Regions from separate parts of the Homo sapiens genome. Here region 1 is linked to region 2. Evidence: chromatin contacts called from ENCODE Hi-C or POLR2A ChIA-PET data. All regions are on one chromosome and are shown on one strand. Each heading gives the region's core, a stretch centred on a gene start or an enhancer-like site at or near the end of the contact. The rest is flanking DNA. Distances are from core to core; before and after follow the strand shown.

The links. Hi-C counts contacts between places; a loop is a spot of excess contacts on that map. ChIA-PET counts read pairs that join two places held with the same protein, here RNA polymerase II (POLR2A). Pooled maps may share reads with other maps.
Region 1: a loop to region 2 is called in a pooled map, with 2.4 times the contacts of the local background. The contact joins the enhancer-like site here to the promoter of UBR2 in region 2. A Hi-C loop is called at or near these places in 2 of 168 maps with a recorded cell type or tissue (esophagus squamous epithelium and heart right ventricle), 2 of 37 single-sample maps with no recorded cell type and 1 of 50 pooled maps. POLR2A ChIA-PET finds 5 or more read pairs at or near these places in 2 of 52 experiments (H1 and activated T-cell).

What each region holds. Positions count from the first base shown.
Region 1 is chr6:42,074,125-42,078,929 of GRCh38, forward strand. It overlaps TAF8 (TATA-box binding protein associated factor 8), which reads left to right. Exons shown (of 9, transcript NM_138572.3): 8 at 2,976-3,115; 9 at 3,409-4,805. The coding sequence ends at 3,421. Among named protein-coding and RNA genes, the nearest start is that of TAF8, 26 kb to the left of the region's middle. Within about 2 kb of position 1,552, at least 3 of the 41 ENCODE cell types and tissues checked have a DNase peak (open chromatin) inside an H3K27ac peak, as active enhancers do; they include heart right ventricle, where a contact is called at or near this core.
Region 2 is chr6:42,561,088-42,566,223 of GRCh38, forward strand. It overlaps UBR2 (ubiquitin protein ligase E3 component n-recognin 2), which reads left to right and starts at 2,942. Exons shown (of 47, transcript NM_001363705.2): 1 at 2,942-3,310. The coding sequence starts at 3,233. RefSeq lists enhancers at 2,504-2,583, 2,654-3,173 and a silencer at 4,206-4,335.

The DNA.
Region 1 (4,805 bases), core at 302-2,801, 490 kb before region 2:
ATAAAAGAAAGAAAACAAGCAAGAATGACCACAGAGTTTGTGACTCGAGCCATTAGAAGGATGGAGTTGCCATCACTTGTGATGGGAGGGACTGAGAAGCGCCGTTTACACCACAGGGGAAGGTCCCCAATTCAGACTTAGGTGCCTGAAGTCTGAACTGCCTACCTGATACCCCAGTGGAAATGCTGAGTGAGCAGCTGGCTGCATGAGCCTGGAAGTCGGGAGAGGTTAGGGCTGGCATTGTACTCCAGGGAGCTGTTGGCGTAGAGATGGCACTGAGAGCTGGGAGACTGGATGCAGTCACCACAGAGGGTGTAGGCCTTGCTAGAGCTCACAGGCAATTCAGGGAGCTCCTGACGGACCATTCTGCTCCCACTTTTTTTTACAAATCTCTGGGTCAGTTTGACACTTTACTTTTTTGTTTTTTTGAGACAGAGTCCCACTCTGTCGTCTAGGCTGGAGTGCAGTGGCACAATCTCGGCTCACTGCAACCTCCAACTCCCGGGTTCAAGCGACTGTCTTGCCTCAGCCTCCCAAGTAGCTGGGATTATAGGCGCCTACCACCATGCCCGGCTGATTTTTTTGTATTTTTAGTAGAGGCAGGGTTTCACCATGTTGGCCAGGCTGATCTCGAACTCTTCACCTCAGGTGATCCACCTGCCTTGGCCTCCCAAAGTGCTAGATTACAGGCGTGAGCCACCACGCCTGGCCTACTTTTTTTTTTTTTTTTTTAACTGGCTGACTTCCCCACCCCTAACCATCTCAGTGCTGCCTGTCCCTGAAGGGGACATTTCTATGAGGCCTGCTTGGGAGAAGGAAGCCTGCCGTCCTGCTCTTGTGAGCCACGGTGGGCCGAATGGAGGGAGCCTCTTGACCCTCCAGCAGTGTCTTGAGGCTGGCGTTTTCAGCACCTCTAACAGTGTTACCTCCATGTGTATCTCAGAAAACATTGAAGGCACGGTTGAAGTGAGCTTCCAGTAACTTTGAAGATAGGCTGTCTACTGTAGAGAAATGATAGGATGGACGGAGCGAGGAGATACTACTCATTTGTACCATTAGGAACTTCAGAAAGGTTGGATGCCAGATACCCAAGGGAGGTCTGGTTGTGGGCAGACCTTTTTTCCGGCACCTGGTCTGGCCTGAACTAGGTTGGTCCTGCAGCACTTGCTTTCAAGAGTCTCTGGAAGGCCCCAGTGGCTCTGGGTCACCTTGTGGTCCCACTGGATTGGGTGCTGGAGAGGGAAAACACACAGGCCCTGATACTGGGCCAATGGAACTGTGTCTTTGAAGAGAACAATTGATAGGACAGGGAGAGGGCACGCAGGGGAACCTAGATGTGATCTGGTTTCTTCTGGCTCATTAAACCTGAGACTGGTGTCCATGCCCTAGGCCAGCTGTCCTGTCAGGGGAACCTGCTATTTATTTCATGCCATCCGGTCATGGCATCCTCTGTCTGTTTTGACAGCAGCCTCTCCTGCTTGAGGTCAGTGAGGGCCTCTTTAGCCTCAAGTTGCAGAACAGGAATCTCAATGACTTCTTCCCCGTGGAAGAACTTCTTCCCCTTGGCCCATCACCAGGGGGCGCAGCCCGACCAAACGTGGAAAATAAAGGAGGCTGTGAATAAAGACAGGATAACTGACTGCTCATACTTCCAGAACAGTTTTTAAAATGTCAGCATATTACCTTTTTTTCTGTGTCTATACACAACTGTGACTTTTTAAGAATTTTGATCATACTGATTACATGTGAACTTACAAACTTTTCTGAAAAAACACATTTTTCTCAAAAAATGAACAGTAAAGCGGCCGGGCGCGGTGGCTCACGCCTGTAATCCCAGCACTTTGGGAAGCCAAGGCTGGCAGATCATGAGGTCAGGAGATCGAGACCATCCTGGCTAACATGGTGAAACCCCGTCTCTACTAAAAATAAAAAACTTAGCGGGATGTGGTGGCAGGCACCTGTACTCCCAGCTACTTGGGAGGCTGAGGCAGGAGAATCTCTTGAACCCAGAGGCGGAGCTTGCAGTGAGCTGAGATCACACCACTGCACTCCAGCCTGGGTAACAGAAGAAGACTCCATCTCAAAAAAAAAAAATGAACAGTAAAAAACCCTGCCTCGGAGTTCGAGACTAGCCTGGCCAACTGGTAAAACCCCGTCTCTACTAAAAATACAAAAATTAGCCGGGCGTCATGGCACATGCCTGAAATCCCAGCTACTTGGGAGGCTGAAGCAGGAGAATTGCTTGAACCCCGGAGACGGAGGCTGCAGTGAGCCGAGATCACGCCACTGCACTCCAGCCTGGGTGACACAGGGAGACTCCATCTCAAACAGGCAAACAAACAAACCCTGCCTCATAGGTTGCAGATAGGCATTACCAATGATGTGCATGTGCTGGTACCTGCTGGCTCTGCGTCCCTTAGTGGAACCCTCAAGGCTCAAGAAGTTTCTAGCCTGTGCTGGGATGTGATTGTTGGTACCATGTTGCAAGTACCAGAAATGTGAGGATTTGAGGGAGAAATCTGTTCTGACTTAGTCTATCTAGCTTGGCCAGGAGATGCGCTATGCAGATGATGTGTTCTGATCCTGTATCTCCCAGTCATGCAGGGCATCCAGGATCACTTTTCTTCTTCATCTCCCCACCTGGCCGGGCATCCTCCCTGAGGCATCTGAATTTGATTCCTGTCCCTCCCAGGTGTCTGTTCTTTCTAACCCCTGTCCCTGCCTTCTCCAGAGGTTCAAAACTCTGGACTCTGTTGTGTGCTCTCTTGGGTCAAGGCTGTTAGTCTTGCCTTCCCTTCATAGCCAGCCCCTGCCTGGTCCTCGCTTCATCGGGGCAGAGATAGGAATGTTGGAAAGAAGGTGCTTCCCAGGTTCTAATTTCTCAATTAGAGGATGCTAATGGTCATTCCAATTATAGGCATGATCTCTTTCCTTATGCTGTTGATGTTGTGCTTTATTTTGGCTTTTGCTCAAAGGAGGATTCTGGAGCCGAGAAGGAGAACACCTCTGTCCTGCAGCAGAACCCCTCCTTGTCGGGTAGCCGGAATGGGGAGGAGAACATCATCGATAACCCTTATCTGCGGCCGGTGAAGAAGCCCAAGATCCGCAGGAAGAAGTGAGTTGGAGGCTGGGGTCCAGAGAGCCTTCACTGTCCCACCGAGGTGGTCTTCTCTGCTTCTTGGAAGAGTCTCCTCAGTGGGGCGGAGCCTTGGGGAAAGCCACTCTGGTGAGAGGGAATAGTCTCCCTTTTCCTGTCCTTACTTGGCTCCCGTACATAGCTCTTGTTCCTTAGTGGTTGAGTGTCCTGCAGTCTAGGGACCAACCCTCACAGCACTGGAGCAGTTTTCCCCTAGAAGGAGAGCAGACAGGGCCCACACCAGGAGGCTCCATGGTTCCTCTTCTTTCTAGGTCCCTCTCCTGAGCTGAGAAGGAAACCTGGCTTGTACAGGGGCGCAGATTCCACCCTCCCGGGGAGTTAAAGCCACTCAAGGGAAGAAGAGGGTGACCTCCTCATGGCCAAGCCGAGGCTGCAGGGTGTGATCGGACATGATTTTCATGGCAAACCGTCTTATTAAGATGACCTATTTTCACTGGATGTTTGGGTTGAGGAAGATATGAACAGAATAATGAGAATTTTTTTTTTTATTTTGAGATGGAGTCTTACTCTATCACCCAGGCTGGAATGCAGTGGTGTGATCTCAGCTCACTGCAGTCTCAGCAACCCTGGGTCCAAGTGATTCTCCTGCCTTGGCCTCCCGAGTAGCTGGGACTAGAGGCAAGCGCCACCATGCTGGCTAATTTTTGTATTTTGAGTAGAGATAGGGTTTCGCCATGTTGGCCAGGCTGGTCTTGAACTCCTGACCTCAAGTGATCCACCCGCATTGGCCTCCCAAAGAGTTGCGATTACAGGTGTGAGCCACCACGCCCAGCTAATTTTTGTATTTTTAATAGAGATAAGGTTTCGCCATGTTGGCCAGGCTGGTCTTGAACTCCTGACCTCAAGTGATAACCCGCCTCGGCCTCCCAAAGTGCTGAGATTACAGGCGTGAGCCACCGCACCCCACCAGAGACTTTCTTAATCAATCAGGCTATGTGGTGGGGCATAGCAGCAGCCAGTGACTTCGTTCATTATCACAGGATTTGATTCCTTTGAAACTCAAGAGACCAGGGAAAGTGACAGGAAGGAAAGGGCTCTTTGCTGCTGTGCTTATTACAAGGAAGACTGTTTGTCCAGCGTGTATTTCAGGATATCTGGATCCCTTTTATTGACTCACAATTTGTGGCACCACTTTCTCATCCCAGAACTTCATTCTTATTTCTCTCCTCATCTGGCCTCCCAAGTGCTCCGTTGAGCTGATGAAAAGTTCTTTGTACTCCCTCAACGTGTCGGAAACAGGAGGCCACACAGCACAGCTTTGTTTGGGGTGGGCAGGAGTCAGGAGTCTTGAGCAGATGCATCACTGTGAAGAAGAACGACATGTCGGGGCTGCACCTGTCCTCCCGTCGGCATTTGACGAAAGCTCCCTGAAGCGGGGCAGCACTCTCCTCCTGAGAGATTTACCATTTATTGCCCCTGTGAGGAATGTGTGCTTGGGAACTGCCAAGTCTTACCCCTTCTGGAAGAAGAGGTTTTCTCTGACAAGAGCCTAGAGCGTCGGCTCTATTATGCTGGGACTTGACAGAGGAGCCATGGGGTTTAAACAGTAGGAAAGAGGGGCTACGCGCAGTGGCTCACGCCTGTAATCCCAGCACTTCGGGAGGCGAAGGCAGGTGGATCACTTGAGGTCAGGAGTTCGAGACCAGCC
Region 2 (5,136 bases), core at 1,692-4,191:
TCATGAGGTATTCAATCTGCCACATTTAACTGGAAGTTGGGGCTTAGCTCTTAATGCCCCCATGGGAACAGAAAACAAGACCCTGGGTCAAAGAAACATTGGAATTGCAACTGAGATCCTCTACATAAAGCCAGGGCTTTCAAAGGAATGTCGTATCAGTGAAAGGGTAGACTAGACAAAAAACCCACCAACTGGCATACAAAAATGACAAAGAAGCTCTTTACCTTGACTCTGAGTAGGAAAAAGAACTCTCCTTAAAAATTCATAGACAGGCCGGGCACTGTGGTTCACACCTGTAATCCCAGCACTTTGGGAGGCTGAGGTGGGTGGAACACCTGAGGTCAGGAGTTTGAGACCAGCCTGACCAACATGGTGAAACCCTGTCTCTACTAAAAATACAAAAATTAGTCAGGCATGATGGTACGTGCCTATAATCCCAGCTACTTAGAAGGTAACTATGCTCACCACTATACCACCAACGCATCTAATCCCAGCTACCTAGGAGGCTGAGGTAGGAGAATCGCTTGAATCCGGGAGGCAGAGGTTGCAGTGAGTCAAGATTGCACCATTGCACTCCAGCCTGGACAACAAAGTGAGACTCTGTCTCAAAAAAACAAAAATTATAGACAGAGAAATGGCACACAACTGAATTAATACTATTAGGGAATCTTCAAGCCTAGAAACTGACGTACAATTGGTCCTAGATACAGGATACTCCTAGAGTGCCTGGTCCTGAGTATACGATGTTTTCTAGGTTGTCTGGCCTTGCAGAAGCAAATGAAAAAGTATTTTGAAAGTATTAATACATGGAGAGTCCCACTGCTAATGCTACTAATGCTAAGTGAAGATGATCTCCAAATTCATAATTATGACACACAAGGGAAACAATTTTTTTTTGAGTCAGGCTCTCATTCTTTCACCCAGGTTAGAGTTCAGTGATACAGTCATAGCTCACTACAGGCTTGAACTCCTAGGCTCAAGTGATCTTTCCTGTCTCAGCCTCCCAAAGTAGCTAGGACTACAGACATGGGCCACCATGTTCGGCTAATTTTTAAATTTTTTTGTAGAGATGGGGTCTTGCTATGTTGCCCAGGCTGGTCTCAAACTCCTGGCCTCAAGTTATCCTCCAATCTTGGCCTCCCAAAGTTTTGGTATTACAGGTGTGAGCCACAATGCTCGGCCTGAAACAAATAATGTTAGGAAGCAAATAATGTTAAGAACAGAAATTGCCTTTACAGTCTATTAACGACTTAAATTCTATGTTAGGACAGCTCAAGAGATGTTGTTTTTGCTTCTAGGCTGGGACAATCCCAGTTTTCTTCCAAGTTGACTCTGTCCTGAGTGGATCAGTGTAAGGAAGTTGGGCAAAAAAAGAAAAATACATAGAAGAATATTTCAAGATATCTCATTATAAATATCTGTACAGATATGTGCATACTTTTTTCTGGACAGACTCATAAGACAGTGTCAAAAATGATTTTCTTTGGGGAGAGGGACTTGGGGTAAGAGGAATAGGAAGTTTTCAATTTTCCTTTTTTAAAACATTCCTTTCGAGTTTGAATTTCTGATGTTTTATATGTATATATATATATAACTTTTAAAAAGTGATAAGAAGGCTTACTTGTATTGTGAGGTTACAGGGATACAGGCAGTTTCTTATTTCCTTTTTTAAAAAACTGGTTAATATCATAGTATTGGTTTAAAAAAAATCCCAAAACAACATAAACATAAACATGTCCTAAACCTGGTCTGGCTCAGAACTTTTCCCCCCTATATGTAATTTACAACCTACTTCTGGGAATAAATTAACACACTTGACAAAAGGTATAAACAATTTTCTGACAAACTCTAGAGACTGAAGACTTCTAAGAAGCCCAGTCACCCAGCTGTCAGTCAAGAGTCTAATTACCTTTAACTAAACATAGTTTTCTTTGATAGCTAGTCTAACAATGTTTACCTATTTCTTTTTTTTTTTTTTCCTTCTTTTTTGATACAGGGTCTCAGCTGTGTCACGCAGGCTGGAGTGCAGTGGGCTGATCACAGCTCACGATGGCCTCAACTGCCTGGGCTCAAGCAATCCTCCTGCCTCAGCTTCCCGAGTAGCTGGGACTACAGGCGTGCCACCACACCTGGCTAATTTTTTGATTTTTATCAAGAGGGTCTCGCTATGTTGTCCAAACTGGTCTCAAACTCCTGGGCTCAAGTAGTCTGCCCCCCTCGGCCTCCCAAAGTGCTGGAATTACAGGCATGAGCCACCAAGCTTGGTCTGATTATCTGTAGAAATTAAATGTCTCTATCAAGAGGAAATCTTTTAATTGGCCTAATAGACTCTTTTTCCTTTGCAGCAAGATTTGTGATAAAGTTTATAAGTGGTCATCACTAAAGTTTTTGAAAAATTTTTTAAAACATGTTTTAAACCTTCAAAAAAGTGGGTAATGTTCACCTCCATTACTCGTATAAAAGATATGGGTTCGATGGATGACAGGACATAGAACCACAGGAATAGAATGTAATTCATTCATTCCTTTGACAAGTATTTGAGTGCCTACCCTATGCCAGACTGGCAAGTCCTTGAGGGTCTACCATGTGCCAGGCAGTGTTCTTGAAGCTGGGGATACAAAAATGAACAAACGAGATTCGGAGAATAAAACTACAGTTCCCACAGTATCTTTCTCTTTGGCTTTTTTCCAGGGGGCGCTGCTTTCCGCGACTGTCTTCCCATGATTCTCGTTGGGCAGAAAAGCCCCGCCCGCTTATCTGCCATTTAAGCCAGCGCCCCTTGAGAATGGACTACAACTCCCACAATGCATTCGAGGGGCACCGTGTTAGGGCGCCACCTTTTTCCCGGCTGTGCTGTACCTACAGCACCCAGAACTACAGTACCCAGAAAGCTCCGCTTCCCCTCCTGGGTGTTATTGCCCCTTTCCTGGTGCAGGACGCGGTAGTGGCCAGCGAGAGTGTCAGGCCTGGGGTTTTCTGTGTCCTTCCCTGGGTCAGGGACGAGCCAGTGACTTGACTCTTGGGCGCTAAGCTTGGGAGGGAGCGCAGGAGGCCGCTGTCCTTCCTTTCCGGTTCACGTCACCCTTCTCTCCCTCTGTTGCTCCACCTGCAGCCACTTGGACGGCTCCGGGACTGATTGCCTGGGGCAGGGGTGGCAGTCGAGGCCGCCGGGGCCGAGGTGAGGCTGCAGCTCTCCGGGCGGCGGTAGCGCTGGGGAGGAGGAGGAGAGAAGATGGCGTCGGAGCTAGAGCCAGAGGTGCAGGCCATCGACCGGAGCTTGCTGGAATGTTCGGCCGAGGAGATTGCGGGGGTGAGTGCCGGAACCCGGGCGGGTGCGTCTGCCCCTCGCAGGCCGCGCCTGTGGGGAGGAACCGACTCCTGGACGTCCTGGAGCAGCCCGACCCAGACTTGGGGAAACAGCTGTGCCGGCCCTCGCCTTGTGGGGTAATAGCCCGGGGAGGCCACCGATCCTGCCCCTCTCTTTCCATTTTCAACAGCTGCCAGAGCTGCGCTGTGCACTAACTACGTTTACTTTCCCTTTCTGCCCAGGAGAACCCACGGCTCTTCCATCATACCTCCTTTCCCCCAGCCTCCCATTAAGTCTCCCAACACATGGGCCTTTGCCCTTTATATCAGCTCTTGGAAGAGGAGAAGAGACGCTTCTTGTGTTTTTGGTATAATCGCCCTAGTTTATCTAGTTAATTGCTTTTCCTGAGACAAGCGAAGCCGTGTGCTCCTCCGACTAAACATGCCACCCTAACCGAGCCCCTCTTTTGTTTTTGGGACTGCCCCAGGCACCAAGAAGGCAAACGACACTACCCTTCGTTATCCGTTTCAGTGCTATCTTTTTTTTTTGCACCGGTTTGATTAGTTGACAACGTTGATGCATGTGTGGAAAGTTTACTGAGTATGAGAAAGTAGTCGTGGAGTCTGGGAAATTTTAAAAATATTTTTTCTAGGAGTTAGGGGTAATTGGATGGAGAACAAATGTTATATAACGTTGATAGAGCAGCTTTCAACAAATACTGTATAAGCTAAACGTGAGAACTGGTCACAGTGTAGTAGGAGCAGTTATATTCCAAACGTAAAACCGTTCAAACGCACTATTGCATTAAAACTGTAATATGAATATGCTAGTGTAAATAGCAGAGTTGTAGGAACACCCATTAGAAGAGATTGCCGAGAATGATTATGAATGGACCAAGACAGCTTGGGCCCCACCTCTAAGACCTCCAATTAAAAAGGCTGCTAGGAAGGGAGTGACCCGTGAATAAAAGTCAGCAATCTGAATGCTACGAACAAAATTTGGGATTGGGGGCACTGTGGAGCTGTTGGTCAGTGAGTAGTTATTTTGCGTGAATTGGTGAGGACATTAAGTCCGGGTAGAAAGAAATGTCAGGAGTAGAGGTGAAGACTTTAAAGAAATACGTTGTTAAATGCTGAATCTTTGCTTGTTTGGGTGTGTTTTGTTGTTGTTTGTTTTTGTTTTTGAGACGGAGTTTCGCTTTCGATGCCCAGGCTGGAGTGCAGTGGCGCGATCTCAGCTCACCGCAACCTCAGTCTCCCGGGTTCAAGCGATTCTGCTGCCTCAGCCCCTCGAGTAGCTGGGATTACAGGCATGCACCACCACGCCCGGCTAATTTTGTATTTTTAGTAGAGTTGGGGTTTCTCCATGTTGGTCAGGGTGGTCTCAAACTCCCGACCTCAGGTGATCCACCTGTTTGGGCCTCCCAAAGTGCTGGGATTACAGGCGTGAGCCACTGCGCCCTGCCTTGGTGTGTTTTTTTAAACCTACTTACTTGTTTAGCCTAGGTCTGTTTTCATTTACTTTCTACTTAATGTTGTACAACTCAAGGAATTTCTGCCTTTCGTTTATCGGAGATTTGAAAAAAGAAAATGAAAGTAGTGTTACAAGTAAACTGTTAAATAATAATGACAGCTGTTTGCTCTCCATGCCTCTTCTAATTGATATCTGTTGCTTACCTCAAAGTACTGTTTTGATTTTTTTTCTCTCACTGAATTTTGTGTCTTGGTCCAGTGATACAGGGTACAAATTCCGTTATCCCATTCTAAAAGTGCAAACTATCAAGTGATTAGAGGTTCTCCAATTTGTAGAGGCTCCTGAGGAAACTGGTT